Regions from separate parts of the Homo sapiens genome. Here region 1 is linked to region 2. A link is an interaction called in ENCODE POLR2A ChIA-PET data of the cell type or tissue named here. Cell type or tissue: K562. All regions are shown on one strand. Each heading gives the region's core, and the rest is flanking DNA. Links, peaks and the distances in the headings are about the cores only.

Region 1 (5,363 bases), core at 193-5,192, 270 kb before region 2:
ACTTGTCCATACCCTCAGGCCAGAAGCCAAATCCCAGAACTTGCTGGGCAGCAGTGCTGGTACTAGGTCCTTAGAGCCTTTAGCTCCAGGAAGAGACACAAGTGGGCTTAGAGGCCAGTGCAAGGGTCAGGGAGATGGAGGAGGGAAAGAATGACCAGGGACAGGAGACAAGGGGATGGAGGGCAAAGAAGATGAAAAGGAAGCAGAGAGAAGGAGGTGAGGACAGGGTCTGGGGGAACAGCAGAGAAAGCTGTCAGGGAGCAGGGACAGGCTCCAGGCCTGAGTCCAGCTGGGACCAGGGAAGCCAATTCCTAGGGCTTCACCCTCAACATGAACTCTAAGGGGCCAGAGACCAGGGCAACAGCCACTCAGGTTTCTGTTTCTATCCTCCAAATAATGAAGAGTAGCCTGGGATGAAGACACAGAACCAGGGAGCCCCCATCTCCACCCCCACAGACACCCACATGCTCACACAGGACTAGGTTGCTGACCCACAGCAGAGACGTGTGCACAGACATGAGCATGTCAACACACGGACGACACACGGGCCTGGGTCCGGGGACACAGAGACACAGACACAGGGGAAGACATGCAGACACACGCCCACCCAGGAGACAGATGTACAGACCCAGGGAGAGATGCAGACAGACTCGCATGTATCTGCCCCTGAGGGAGAGGGAGATGGGAGTCACCAGCACATGCTCCAGTGGGTGCACACGCCCCCACCCACAAGGAGACACCCTCGAGGTGCTGCGGGAGCTGTGGAGAGACAGACAGATGGCCGGCCCCATGGACAGACAGTTCCCAGCAAATCTGTGCTAATGCTTGGCCCTTGAAGGGCCCAACCTGTCCATGCCGTGCCTCAGAGAACCCTGGGCTGCCACCCAGCGCTGTTCCCCAGAACCTCATGAGTGGGCTCCATGAGCATACATGTGGCGGCCAGGCTCTCCTGACACACGTGCATGCTCCAACAGGCCTGTGCCCCACCTGTGGGTGGGGGGGCGACATCTCCCTTCTGGAGTGCAGGCGGGGGCCACGGGACAACCCCCTCCTCTACAAGCCACAGGCTGTGCGCACTGGCAGGGACAGGGGAGGGGGCCTGGGCTAGCTCAGGAGGAGGGAGGGGTTGGGGGGCCAGGGTGCGGCTGGGGCGGGCACGGGAGCCGGTACCTGTCAAACAAGAGCCAAGGAGCAAACTAGCTTCTTAGTCACCTTTCTCTTCTCCCCGTTTTGGCGCAGCCCCTCCGGGCAAGGGGAAGCTGATATCATAATTATTGGCTCACCTGGCAGCTGCCTCCCCTCACCTGATGTCAGCACAGACACAGGACGGCCGAGCTGACGGACTGACAGACGGACAGAGCTCCTGGCCCCCCAGACCCGGGCCCCCACGCCGACCTGCTTCACTGAGCAGGTAAGAGGAGCCCCGGCCCAAGTCAGCCGTGGAGGCCAGCAGGGCCGGGCTGGGGCACGGGGAGGGCGTTCGCCTTTTTAACGGGGCTCAGGAGTGACGGGGAGCACCCAGGTTCTCACTGCAGCTCAAGGGAGACTCAGAATTCGGGTGAGTGCCTGGAGGCCAAGGGGCACCCCTTCCCCCACCTCCCCCTCCAGTTCCTTTTCTAGGTTGTCCAACTTTAATCCCTCTTGCTGTGGTGTGGGTCTCATTCTGGTGTGTGCTGGATTTTGTGTGTGTCTCTGTGTGTTGGAGATGCGCTCACCCACCCTGTGCTGGGAGGAAATGAGGACTCAAAAGTGTTAGATCTGGAAAACTAGAGCTGAAAGGCAGGGGGCCAAGTTCTCCATGTAGTGGTTTTCCAGGTGAAGAAGGGAGAGCCCAGCTCTGGGAGCTGGGGAGCACCAAGGGTGTGTGCAGATCAAGGAATTGCTCAACATCTCCACGCAGCCTGGGCTGGGGTCTAGATGCCTGGGCCCATGCAGAGGCCTGGGTTGCAGAAAGGAGATGGTGCACCTTGTGGCGAAGCAGACAGGTGGCAAACAGGTGCTGTGGCCATGAGTTGATGCTGGGCTTAGGGCAGAGTCGCCTCCTATCCCCAGCTCCATTTCTCTCCCGCAAGACCCCTAAGGCAGAGTCCTGGTGAGCAGAGCTGGGCCAGGCAGGGAGCCCTGAGGCCTTTGGGGCCTAGAGTTGGGGGCGTGGGAAGTGAAGGCCCTTAGGGAAGTGGCCGAAGCAGCAGGAAGCCCCTGCCAGCTCCCCCGACTCCTCCCCACCCACTACCCGCTCAGATAAGGTTCTGGCATTCCCCGTGGAGTCCCCCAGGCCCTCCCTAAATATCCAAAGAAGCCCGTTGGATGAAGAGTAGACTCTAGCAAGTGGGCGTGTTTGCCTCTTCTCTCGGCACCTACAGGCATGGGGGATATGTCTGGATGTGCTTTGTGGCAATGCACAACTGGTCAGTGGGAAGGGACCCGGGCGGAGGGGCTCATCTTGGGAAGTCATCCTATCCATCCCCTGCCCCTATGCCAGTCATTGCCCACATCGGGCAGGGCTGCCCCTCCTAGTTTTCCTAATCCCTGAAGGAGAAAATCTGGTCAGTTTCCTCACAATCATGAAGTCCTTCCTGGAGCCTCTCTGAAGTCTTTACTGCTGCAGGGTCCAGCTCTGCTTGCCCGGTAGCCTTCTTCCTCCCGCACTGAGGAACACTAGTTCCTCGGATCCGAGGGCGGCGTTGCACTGCAGTCCTGTCCCCACCGGGCTTGGCTCAGAACCTTTTACCATCTTGCTCATTCCCTGACCACAAGACACAGGCAGTACAAGGGCACCCCGAGTGGATGGGGGAAGGGGCAGGGCCTCCTATCCTGGTCCCTTTCTCTTGTGGCTCTGTGAGGGGTCCAGGGTGAGCCAGGCAGGGACAGAGCCAGGCTGAGTCCTGGAGAGGGGCAGACGGGGTGAGGGCTGCCCCAGGTTGGGGATCCTCAAAGGCGAAGGAGCCACAGGGAGAGGCGCATGTCCTCCCGGCTCCCCGCCCAGCCCCGCCCCGCCCGCGCTGCCTGTGCGAGCTCAGCTCCCGGCTCCAGGGCCTGCCGAGGCACGCTGCACCCCCAGGCCCGGCGCCTCACTCACTCCCAGAGCCAGAAACCTGTTCTCCCGGGAATGCCAGGGAGTTCTCAGAGGACTTTATTTCCCAGGGGCTCAGGGAGCCCCAGAATCTTCTGGACCAGTGGGTCCTGGGAAACTAGAGAAAAATTAGGGGGCTTAGGACCCCTCCCTGCTCCCCAGCTTTGTCTCATCCACGCACTGACGCCACATTGCCTCCAACCAACAGCCGTCTTCACCGTGAGAAGGCTTCATCGCGAGAAGGCTTAGGAAAGTTAAAGACAAGGGGGAAAGCCCACTGGTGACATGCACCTTCTGTCATGTGCCATCCGTTGCCTCAGGGAAAGCCTTCCTTTCCCCCCATCCCCCAGACAGTCCCATCTGGCCTCTAAGAAAGCAACATATCGCCTCTTTCCTTGGACTCTTCACCTTCTCTAGCTAGGAAGTCCTTCCTGATGTCTAACCTCTCCCTTTCTGGCTTGAGTTGACACCTGGTCTTCATGGACCAGCAGAACCCCCATTGCCTGCACAGGGCCCAGGCACATAGGCAGAGACTGTTCTAAGTCACAATGAAATGCCCTGGTTGCTTGGGCGCTGGCAGGGACAGAAAGGCCCCACTCTCGCTGCGCCTCTTATTCTCTCTGACTCCACATTCTGACGAAGTTGCGGTCCACTTCTGCCTGCCTCCCCATCTGCCCATAACAAAAGGATGGAGGGGACCGAGGTCCTGCAGGTATGCCCTCCCCTCTGTCCTTCCAAATCACAGCCTGCCATCCCTGCTGTGGCTGGCAGAGGGGAGTTCAGGAAACCAGGATTGGCTTCTGCAGCAGGAGTGACTGACAGAGTTCAGAGAAAGTTCTCAGCATTTTAGGTTGAGTTTGACTGGACTATGTGACCACAGGAGGTGGTTTCCTGAGTGGAGAGGCAACCATTGATCTGGGGTGGGTGGGGTTGGGCTGGCAACATGCCCAGGAGCTGGGGAAGGATGAGAGGACCTCCAGGAGCTGGGGAAAGACAAGATGACCTCTGGGAGAGGGCCTCCCAGAAGCACGAACCACATGGTTCCAGAATACATTGGGTCTTTCCAGCTTATTCATCTCCATCCCCTGCCCCTCCCTCCCTCTCTGTGCCCAACTCCAACCTCATCCCTGACCCTTCCACCCGTCTCTGTCTCTTTCCCCATCATAACCTATCTCCATTCCCACCTTCAATCCCGCCCAGCCCCCTTCCTACTCATCCCCGTCCCCAAACTTGCCTCCATCACCACCACCCCATCCTGCTCCTTCCTCCTTACCTCATCTCCTCACTCCCACCTCCAACCACACTCCTATCCCCATCTCCACCTCCTGCTCCATTCCTCAGGATGGATCTCCTCCTATGTCACAGGTTCCCTTGGAGTCTAACACCCCTCACCAGCATCCCCGCCAGGTTCTGGGGTGTCCCCCAGGTTGTCTGAGCATTGAGGAAAAGCCCAGAGCCATGCCAATAGACAAAACGAGCAGGACAAGATCATCCCTGGAGCAGCCCTTAGCTTCCTCATCCTATCTGGGCCGTAAAGGCTGGATGCTCACCAAACAGTAAAAATGAGTTCAGATGCAACAAGACAAGTGGAGGGCTGGCGCCCAGACAGACCTCCACACTGCGGGCATGTGGCAGTGAAGCGGGGATGGAGAGACACCCTCATAGAGCCCCAAAGCGGGGCCGGGGCAGGCTTTCTCAGGGGGCTGGGAGCGTAACTGATCCTATCAGGCATGGCGGGCCAAGGAAGAGGGGGCATGGAAGCAGGAGCAGGGATTTTTAGGGTTGATTAGGAGTGCGCATCCCCGGGTCTCTACCCTGCCTGTGGCCCTTGCTTAGTCAGCTCAGATTAATGGGGCCAGGGAGAGAATTCGCTGAATCGTGATCTCTTGGGGAACTTGACTGGAGAGCCAGCTGTGAGTCATGGAGAAAAGGGAACCTGTGCTCTCACAGCTACTCTAGAAGCTTCCAGGGGTAGGCAACCCTCCAGATCCTCCCATCCCCTTCCAGAATGCAACAGAAAGCCCACTGCAAGGTCTGACCCTCGCCCTCCACCCCATGCTCACAGGAGGATGCACTGTCAGTCAGCTCCAAATCCTGCCCTCATACACCCTCCGGGGCCTTCAGGGCTCCCCCCACTGCCTCTGACAAACTACAGCACAGAGACACACATACACACAGAGACACACACACACAGAGACACACACCCAGACACATGCACAGAGATACATACATGCACACACGCATACATATATACATACAGAGAGACACACACAGAGACACACACAGACAC
Region 2 (5,363 bases), core at 262-5,261:
GAGCTTGCAGTGAGCCAAGATGGCGCCACTGAGCTCCAGCCTGGGCAACAGAGCGAGACTATGTCTCAAAATAGTAATAATAATAATTTTAAAATAAGGGGGAAAAAATCACTGATAAACCAAAAACCTCAACCTTAAGAAACGTTCACATCTGTATAGCTAATACTCTGACGATGGGGATACAAAAACACCTTCACTCAGTGGTCTTGCAGATATCATTTTTTTCCCAGTATTTTTTGGAAAGAACCAATCTTTGTCTTTTTTTCTCCTTCTTCAGGGAACTTTATGAATCCAGAAAGAGCCAACGTTTGAATGATTACTGCAATCTCACATCTATTAAATCCTGATACCTGCAACCAAGAGATGAGTAGGAGATGTGGATCCTAAGAGGTGACCTGTAACATACTGCCCCTCAAACCACATCTTTGGATTTCAATAGAAAGAACAGAGAGAGGCCGGTCGCGGTGGCTCATGCCTGTAATCCCAGCACTTTGGGAGGCCGAGGCGGGCGGATCACGAGGTCAAGAGATCGAGACCATCCTGGCTAACACAGTGAAACCCCATCTCTACTAAAAAAAAAATACAAAAAAAAAAAAAAAAGAACAGAGAGAATTAAACCAGCTAGGGCCACACGCGGTGGCTCATGTCTATAATCCCAGCACTTTGGGAGGCCAAGGTGGGCAGATCACAAGGTCAGGAGTTCGAGACCAGCCTGGCCAATATGGTGAAACCCCATCTCTACTAAAAATAGAAAAATTAGCTGGGCATGGCGGTGGGCACCTGTAGTCCCACCTACTCAGGAGGCTGAGGCAGAAGAATCGCTTGAACTGGGGAGGCGGAGGCTGCAGTGAGCCGAGATCGCGCCACTGCACTCCAGCCTCGGCGACAGAGCGAGACTCTGTCTCAAAACAAAACAAAAGAAAAAACAGCTAAACTATGGCAAAGAGGCATTAATGAATTTATTGATAGCAAACAAAGAAGTAAAGATAAGAGGTGAATTCAGCAGACTCCAGAAAGTCAACTTTTGGTTTGGGCAGGAAGGAGTGAACCAGTAAGAAACAGAGCTTGAGGTCCTCCGTGATTACAGTCCCAAGAAGAAACTTCCACAAGTCTAGAATACTCTAGAGCTCTCACTGGCATGAAACGAACTGCTAAGATTACAGTCCATAATTTGTGATCCTTGCTTTAAGAATTCTGGGATCCAGGGCAGGTGCGGTGGCTCATGCCTGTAATCCCCAGCACTTTGGGAGGCCAAGACGGGTGGATTACCTGAGGTCAGGAGTTCAGGACCAGACTGGCCAACGTGGTGAAACCCCATCTCTACTAAAAAAAAATACAAAAAATTAGCCGGGCGTGGTGGTGGGTGCCTGTAATCCCAGCTACTCGATAGGCTGAGACAGAATTGCTTGAACCTGGGAGGTGGAGGTTGCAATGAGCTTAGATCACATCATTGCACTCCAACCTGGGCAATAAGAGTGAAACTCTGTCTCAAAAAAAAAAAAAAAAAAAAAAAGAATTCTGGGATCCAATCAGGCACATTGGCTCACGCCTGTAATCCAAGCACTTTGGGAGGCCAAGGTGGGAGGATCACATTAGGTCAGGAGTTTGAGACCAGCCTGGCCAACATGGCAAAACCCCATCTCTACGAAAAATACAAAATTAGCCGGGCATGGTGGCATGTGCTTGTAATCCCAGCTACTCGAGAGGCTGAGGCAGGAGAATCACCTGGGTCCAGAAGGCGGAGGTTGCAGTGAGCCGAGATCATGCCACTCCACTCCAGCCTGGGCGACACAGCGAGCCTCTGTCTCAAAAAAAAAAAAAGAATTCTGGGATCCATTTGTCATCCTTTCCAGAAGACTTCCTCCAGTACTAAGAAAGTCCACAAGCCCCTTGACCAGTTTCACTGACGTCAAGAATCAGATCCTGCTAGGGTAGAAAAGGTACGGAATGAGCTCAGACTGTGGCAAGGTCATGAGGGTTGTGATGAAACAAGAATGAAACAACCTCTCCCCACAACATATTCTAGAAAGCAGAGATGTCAGAATAAAGGAATCCTCCAGAGGCCTGGCGGCTGAGTGGAGGCATTTTATTTAAAAGCTTCAAACTACCCACACCTTTTGATTACCATCTGGCTTTTTCTATTTTTCTTTTGTTTTCTTTTTTTTTTTTTTCCTGGACAGAATTGACTGGGGTCTGACTTTTTCTTAAATGTAAATTCCAATATAATTTTACAGCTGGTATTTCCAGAATTAGATCCAGAAATCAACACTAGCACTACTCTCTGAAAGTGTTTCAGAATGCAACTCTTAACTGCTGAAGAGAATCAAGTAGTAACCTGGAGCAGGCCAAATGAGTTACAGACATTACAGAGAAAGATCGATCACTTTGGCAGAGCCTCTCTGTGAGCTTTAGCTAGTTTTCCTAACGCCAGCTGGTATGCTACGTTAGCTACCCAAGGCAGGGGGACTATGGTATCACAGTGACCACAGAACTAAGCTTTTCCAACTCTCCTGGGGCACCTGCACAAGTGCTAGCATTTCCCAGACTACCTCTAATTAAGGAACAAACCTTTTTCCCTACTGGAAAATTCAAAAGTGCTTTCATCTCTGCTCCCTGCCCCCGACCAGAAGAGGTTTTATTAGAGTTCTGATGTCACACTCTCTGCTTTCCTGGGTGGCATCTGAAAAAGGACCACCTGTGCCTTCAGGGTAGATTTGTGCCAGTGAGAAAACCTCAGCTTCAGGAATTCATGACCAGCCTGGTCAACCATGGTGAAACCCCGTCTCTACTAAAAATACAAAAATTAGCTGGGCATGGTGGCACACACCTGTAATCCCAGCTACTCAGGAGGCTGAGGCAAGAGAATCGCTTGAACTCGGGAGGTGGAGGGTGCAGTGAGCTGAGATGGCACCACTGCACTCCAGCCAGGGTCACAGGGCGAGACTCCGTCTCAAAATAAATAAATTAAATAAATAAATAAATAAATAAAACAAACAAAAAAAATCTCAGCTGTATTTTTTTTTTTTTTTTTGAGACAGTCTTGCTCTGTTGCCCCGGCTGGAGTGCAGTGGCGCGATCTCAGGTCACTACAACCTCTGCCTCCTGGGTTCAAGCAATTCTCCTGCCTCAGCCTCCTGAGTAGCTGGGATTACAGGTGTGCACCACCATGCCCGACTAATTTTTGTATTTTTAGTACAAACAGGGTTTCACCATGTTGGCCAGGCTGGTCTCCAACTCCCCACCTCGGCCTCCCAAGGTGCTGGGATTACAGACATGGGCCACACCGCCCAGCCTCATGTTTTTTGATGGGAAAAGGAGGAGAAGATAAAGTACTGGCAAAGGCATTTTTCCGTGGGGAATGGGGGATAAAGTGATCTCTAGAGAGCTCACTTCCCAGCATAGCCTCGCCACTCACAATCTAGTGTCTTTCAGTACTTCATTAGTTCTCTTCTGCCTTCCTTTCACTGCCTTCAAAAAAAAAAAAAAACACAGACAAAAAACAACAGCTCCCCTAGCCCCCAAAAACCCAGGGTGGCCAGCCCAGCTTCTGATTCATGCTGTGGCTCAAAAATGAAGTTTACACACTTGAATTAAAAAGTAAAATTGGAGGTCATGCGTGGTGGCTCACACCTGGAATCCCCAGCACTTCGGGAGGCTGAGGTGCGTGGATCACTTGAGGTCAGGAGTTCGTGACCAGCCTGGCCAACATGGTGAAGCTCCGTCTCTACTAAAAATACAAAAATTAGCCGGGCATGGTGGCTCGAGACTATAGTCCCAGCTACTCAGGAGGCTGAAGCAGGAGAATCACTTGAACCCAGGAGATGGAGGTTGCAGTGAGCCGAGATGGCGCCACTACACTCCAGCCTGGGTGACAGAGCAAGACTCCATCTCCAAAAAAAAAAACAAAAACAAAAACAAAAAAACAAAAAAAACAAAAAGAGCCGGGCATGGTGGTGTGCACCTGTAATCCCAGCTACTTGGGAGGCTGAGGCACGAGAGTCGTTTGAACCCAGGAGGCAGAGGTTGCAGTATGCCAAGATCATGCCACTGCACCCCAGCCTGGGCAACAAAGTGAGACTTTGTCTCAAAAAAAAAAAAAGAAAAAAAAAAGCCAGGTGCAGTGGCTCACACCTGTAATCCCAGGAGGCTGAGGCGGGCGTATCATGAGATCAGGAGATCAAGACCATCCTGGCTAACATGGTGAAACCCTGTCCCTACTAAAAATCCAATAACAAAAATTAGCTGGGCATGGTGGCAGGCGCCTATAGTCCCAGCTACTCGGGAGGCTGAGGCAGGAGAATGGTGTGAACCCAGGAAGCAGAGTTGCAATGAGGCGAGATCACGCCACTGCACTCCAGCCTGGGCAACAGAGCGAGACTCCGTCTCAAAAAAAAAAAAAAAAAAAAGTCATTGCCAATATCTGATTCTTCTCATCCATGAGCCAAAGGCTTACCTAAAAAGACTTTTTTTTTTTTTTTTTTTTTTGAGACAGGGTCTCACTCTGTCACTCAGGCTGGAGTACAGTGGCACAAACACGGCTCACTGTAGTCTCAACCTCCCGGGCTCAAGCAATCCTCCTGCTTCAGCCTCGTGTGTAGCTGGGACCAGGGGCATGCCACCACCTGGTTAATTTTTAAAAATTTTTTTGAAGAGATGGGGTCTCACTTTGTTGCCCAGGCTGCTGCTGAACTCCTGCTGAAGCAATCTTCTGGCCTCAAGTGGCCTCCCAAAGTGCTGAGATTACAGGTATGAGCCTCGGTGCCAGCCAAAAGACTCCTTTTGATAATCAAGGGGAAAGTTTTATCCTACACTGCTCCCTATTCCGTTACTCCTGGGTTCCAAGAAATGTAGCTTAAACCTAAGGGAGACACCAAAATGCTGCTCTGGGAAAAATAAGCAGTACCAAAGACTTCAAAAATTACAAGTTTATCAAATCAGACTCTGCAAAATCAGTCATCTTTATGGTCTGTTACAATGAAACAATCCATTCAACAGGTAATTTTGTTAGCCCAAATAACTAAGAATCTCCCAACTAGTACATTTCACTATATGACTGACCTGAATAATGTTTAGCCATTGCTCAAAGGCCTTTTTCTTCTCCATCTTTAACTCAATAGGGGACCGTAAAGTCACTTGCAATTGTGACCTCACAACTCTAGGCTAGAGGAAACAGCAAGGAAGAGAGATGGGTATTTACTCTAGACTTACTCTCCTGAAAATCTAGAAATATATCTGCCACAAACCATCTTCATGCTGCTGAACACATGTGGCTCAAGGCATTTGGAAACCTGCTTCTAAACTATACCCTTAGAACCTGTCACAACAGGTCCTCTTCCCATCCTGTTTCCTGTCCCCACCCTGAT

The links. Peaks named below come from ENCODE experiments on the same cell type or tissue, not always from the same donor. Only the 100,000 strongest peaks of a DNase experiment are listed, where the experiment ranks them.
Region 1: POLR2A ChIA-PET joins it to region 2 with 5 read pairs; 2 of 35 experiments call an interaction of 5 or more read pairs at or near these places.

What each region holds. Positions count from the first base shown.
Region 1 is chr17:28,505,033-28,510,395 of GRCh38, forward strand. It overlaps FOXN1 (forkhead box N1), which reads left to right and starts at 1,316. Exons shown (of 9, transcript NM_001369369.1): 1 at 1,316-1,411. RefSeq lists an enhancer at 2,567-3,519. In K562, for the core only: no CTCF peak of the experiment used is centred there; a DNase peak (open chromatin) is centred at 2,980; H3K27me3 peaks cover 4,327 bases.
Region 2 is chr17:28,771,990-28,777,352 of GRCh38, forward strand. The region is part of intron 1 of FAM222B (family with sequence similarity 222 member B); the gene reads right to left. It overlaps LOC124903965 (a long non-coding RNA gene), which reads left to right. Exons shown (of 3, transcript XR_007065689.1): 2 at 278-390. Among named protein-coding and RNA genes, the nearest start is that of TRAF4, 31 kb to the left of the region's middle. In K562, for the core only: no CTCF peak of the experiment used is centred there; no DNase peak of the experiment used is centred there.